2 separate regions of the Mus musculus genome follow, and region 2 is linked to region 1. A link is a loop called in an ENCODE intact Hi-C map of the cell type or tissue named here. Cell type or tissue: left cerebral cortex. All regions are shown on one strand.

What was found. Peaks named below come from ENCODE experiments on the same cell type or tissue, not always from the same donor. Only the 100,000 strongest peaks of a DNase experiment are listed, where the experiment ranks them.
Region 2: it touches region 1 in a loop (3-fold over the local background); 3 of 42 quality-filtered maps call a loop at or near these places.

Annotation. Positions count from the first base shown.
Region 1 is chrX:167,203,018-167,205,517 of GRCm38, forward strand. No RefSeq gene overlaps it. Among named protein-coding and RNA genes, the nearest start is that of Tmsb4x, 5.0 kb to the right of the region's middle. In left cerebral cortex, no CTCF peak of the experiment used is centred here; DNase peaks (open chromatin) are centred at 1,227 and 1,502.
Region 2 is chrX:166,949,750-166,952,249 of GRCm38, forward strand. No RefSeq gene overlaps it. Among named protein-coding and RNA genes, the nearest start is that of Gm30354, 66 kb to the left of the region's middle. In left cerebral cortex, no CTCF peak of the experiment used is centred here; a DNase peak (open chromatin) is centred at 1,401.

The sequences.
Region 1 (2,500 bases):
CAGAACAAACCAAACCAAAGCACCACCAGGAAGCTCATGGAGCTTACCGCCTCAGGATCAGGAAGTATGAGTGAAAGTACGAAATGACAGAGTTTCAGAGGACATGGAATGCTGATGGCTGATCTTTAACTAGTGTTGGAGAGTAGAGAAGAAACTGTGTGCATTGGAGAAATTGGTGAAGAGATATGTAAATAAACTAAATGGAATATTCCAATGCTCTTTGTCTGGCAAATTGAAGGCTTTAGAGTTCTCAGAAATAAATAATTGATCTTATCAAAAAAAGAAGGAAGAAAAGAAAAAGAAAGAAATTCTGTATAACTTTCCCTTTAAATGTATATGATATTCAATGAAAGAAGCCTACATGTATTATGATATTTAAAATGACTTAGCTTTCTTCCGCTTTGAAGTAAGTTGATTTGCAAGAAACTTAGGATTTTTAAAGCTAAATGTCATTATTATTTTTCTCCAGTCTTCTAATAAACATGATTTTCAGGTTGCTTTTATTTCTCCTCCTCCTCCTCCTCCTCCTCCTCCTCCTCCTCCTCCTCCTCCTCCTCTTCTCCTTCTTCTCCTTCTTCTTCGGATGCCAATGCAGTCTTTCAGATACATTCTGATAGTGTTCTCTAAATTAAACTTGATTATTTTTTTCATAAAAAAGCACGAACATATAATAGTGCTATCTAGAATATTAATCACATGTTCAAAAGTACTTCTAAGTCAGCACATTGCATGAAGTCTCCAATTAAGGAGCAAAGCTCTAATTAATGTTTCTCTTACCGTGCGAGACTTTTAAACAGGAAAGAATACTCAATACACACCCAAGGAAGGTAGCATGCACAACTCCGTCCACACAATTGAGGAAGGCAGGAAGCAGACGACATGGCTAGAGAAGACTATACAAATGCCCTAGGGAAATATAACTTGATGCATGCAGTTTTCAGTTCTTTCTACATTTGATTCTTAAGCTTGTCATTGTGCCCCCTTTCATTATGCACAAATAAAAGTATAGATGGATCCCCAAATGGTGTGTTTCTTTCTGTTAGATTATCTTGTAAGCTGCTCATGAAGATATAATTTACAAATAACTTTTAAAAGCCTAATATACAACTGAGCGCAGTGGGGTGAGAGCAAAGAAAGTGCTTACATTGCTTCTCTCACTTTCACACTAGGCCCATGCCGGCTGCTATGGAAACATTTCCTGCTCTCTACATTATTGAAAACTTTTTAAATGTACATTTTGAGCTAAGGAAGACTCACGATTTTTTTAAAATTTATTTTCTGGCTGTAACACAGTTTCCAAAATGCAGTATTCTTTCTAGTAAGCATGAATAGCACTCATATTTTTAGAAATGTTGGGAAAAGAAAGAAGAAACAAACTCAGTTTTGTGTCTTGAGGAATTATGCTTCTCTGGGAGAAAGAAACAGAACCTTCAGTGCGTGTATGGGCAACGAAACCTAGGTGTGGCTACAAGGGCTGGAAGAAGTGTAGGAAGGCTGAGCGGCTGTGCGCATGTCAGACTGTTTGCCTGCCCCCATGCCTTCTACTCCACACTTACTCAATCATTTTGCACACACTACCAAAAGTGTGCTGTTCTCCTGAAAAGTGGCTTTAAAAGTCCATCCACGAGAAGGTTGGGATATGCACAGCTAAAATAGTTGAAAATTTGGTGAGCTTTGAAAACAGCTCCAACCCACGGGTCTTTCAGTGAGCCTTTTCTTTTCTCCAGTTCTGGTTTATTCATCTAGATTGGTTCCAAGTTTACAGAACTTCAAAACTCTGTGACTGGTTTTTATCCCATTTTATTCTAGAGACAGGAGTTTTTCTGGAGTCCCAAAATGCCCTGGAACTTAGGTTGATCCTCATGTCTTATCCTACCAAGTCCTGGATTACATGCATGCACCACTAGGTTCAGTTTGTCTGCAGTGTACAGAAGTTCCTTTGGCCCATTCCTTCTGAGAGGAGACCAGTCAAAGATGTGGTAACAAGTGTGTCTAGTTGAAATATTCTCTCTCTTGTACTAAGGATACATTTCTTTTCTCCTTCAACATCTCTGAAAATACTGGCAACCTTAAGTGCTCAGGTAGCAGAAACATAAATTCCCCCAGGAATTCCTAAATACCTCCAGCCCTTCTGGAAGATTCTCTCCTAGGAAGAATACAGAATGCTTCATCAAATAAAGCATTTAAAAATGATAATAGTAATAATACCCCACCACCATCACCACCATAACAAAACAGCAGCAAAGGACTCTCTTCTACTCCAGTAGCATTTTAGTCAAATTCCAATATCTCATGATGTGGGCAGTTGTTCCTGACTTTGCACCCATTTCTCAGCATTTGGTCATTTCTAATTTTCTTTCATTTTCGTTATTTTGAGAGAGGGTCCTTTGTACTCAAGTCTGGCTCCAAACCTCCTATGCAGCTGACGATGGCCTTGAAAGATCTTCCTGCCTCCACCACCACTCCAGGTTTAATGTAGTGCTAAGACTCAAACCTCAGG
Region 2 (2,500 bases), 250 kb before region 1:
GAATCGAACCCAGGTCCTCTACAAGAGCAAGAAGTAAATACAATTAATGACTGAACCAGCTTTGCAGCCACACTTTTTCTCCTTTTGAAAATACAATTTAGAATCTCAGTCCACAAAATGGTTGCAGTCCACAAAATTGTCCCAGTTCACAAAATTGTTCCAACAATAGTGGGAAGTTCTTCCCATGTCCATCAACCTAATCAAGAAAATCCCCTACAGGCATACATAGAAGTTCATCTCTCTCTCCAAGTTATTCTGGATCGCATCAAGTTGCCTATTGAAATTAACCATCACACCCTTAATTTCAAAGCATTTTCATCAACCCCAAAGAAGTACACATCCAAGAATACATAACAGAGAGATGAAGGAAAGTGTTGAAAGAGCAAATTTTATATGAACATAAACACACCAGCAAAATCTACAGATTCACTTGAACTATTTAATTACTAATATGTCTAGCCACAAAAATGAACACATTTTCAATCTTACAAAAAGAATCTTGGATCACAAATGTGCTCTTGTTTTATTAGTTGCTTTTTTTTCCCTGTGCTTGGAATAGTTCAAACCATTTAAATAGCTAGGGGTGTAGGTCATGTTCATTTTCTACAGCTATAACAGAGTGTCTGAGATTGAGTAAGTTACAAAGGGCATAGGTTGATTTCAGATCATGGTTTAAAAGACAAGGCCTTCCAAGAACATAGTGCCAGCATTTTTGGTGGCTGCTGCTAAGGCATTTGCAGGGCTTCAACTCATGGCAGAAGTTGGAAAGTTAAGTGAGATGTAAAAAGAAAGAAAGAAGAATTGAACATCTTGAATACCAGTGATAGCTAACCTGTCCATTCAAGAAAGGCGTTGCTCTATTCATGAGACCATGGATCCCACTTGTCAAAGCTGACATATTGAGGAATTAAAATTCTAAGACATGCACATTTAGGGGGCACATGCAGGCTAATATTGAAAGTGGGAACAGAAGAGTAAAGAAAATCCCCAAATGACTCAATGTCAGTGGAATTTCTTCTTCTTCTTCTTCTTCTTCTTCTTCTTCTTCTTCTTCTTCTTCTTCTTCTTCTTCTTCTTCTTCTTCTTCTTCTTCTTCTTTTAGCTTGAGACGCGTTATCATGTCTCCTAAACTGACCTTAAGCCAGTTAAATGGCTTAGAAGGACCTTGAACTCCTGATCTGGCCTACAGCTCCCAAGTGCTGAGATTATATGCACGTGGCACCACACTGAGCTGAGATTTCTTATTTGTCTGCATGCTTTGGTAATTTTTCCCATAAACCATCAAGTCCCACTTTATCTTAGGCTGAAGTGGAGCTTTTCTTCCTCCGTGCTCACTTCTGGACCTATTTCCACATTTGTTTGGAAGAACACATTAGCGATCCTTAGATGCCAAATTTCGACTGCTCTGCAGGAGTCTCTTCAGAAATAAATTGCAGAGTTCCTATACGTTGGCATCTCTCCCACGCTCCATACACGCAGCCAGCCTATAATGCTTGACTGCTGAAGGAAGCCTTTTTCATTCAAGGGCAAAGACCTGGTTTTCTGGCAGTGCCAACTGTGACAATTGCCAAGAACATATGTCCTCTACTTTCCATACACATTTTGGCTTCTGGAAACTTCATTTCTTTGCAGAAGTTATTGAAGATGTTTATGTACTGTGGCTGCTAAAGATGATTAAAAATTCAACTTTACTATTTTAATTATTAATTCTATTATGCCCTAAATATTTTCTTGGTTATTCTTCTATTATATTGGATTGTATTTAAGCTAAAATTCACATATAATGAAACATACAAATCTTAGATAACTATTTAATATCTAATACATTTTGATGGTGCTTATCACACAATCTTAACCCAAACTCCTATGAAAATAGATTTTTTACCTTCATTCTACAAAGTTTTCTCTTGACCCTTTCTTCCCAGCCCCAGCTCCTAACTTCACTTTCCTTTTTACAGGTAATTAGCACTTGATTTTACCCCTATTTTGTTGAAATTTGACATATCTGGAAGGGAATAAGCAAGTATCTCAAAGTTCATATTCAATAGAGACTTGACATGTGGGATTACCCAAAGGGGCTCTCTGCTCTGACTTAGACTGGAAACCCAATTCTCACAAGTGGGGTGAGACTGAAATCCGTTTTCCCCAAAGTTGCTTCTGCATCCATTGGCATAACAACCTTGGTGGTATATTCAGGAGACTTCACTGCTTAATATTTGGGGGAGGGTACCTTATTAACAAAGCCAAGACAGAAAAGTTTTACATCTACCAGATAAGAACTTTCAATTTTTATGTTCATGTTTTATATCAAAAGGCTGCACAAGGGGATCAGACGTTCAGCCTACCTCCAGCTTGGACTGGCCGCAACCTTGGATAAATTACTTCCTATCCCTGAACTTTCAGCTGTCAAACGAACCCCACTATATTGATTTCCACTACAATGGATGGTATAAATCTGGCGGCTGGTATTTAGGATGATGGCTTGTTTATGATTTTCTCA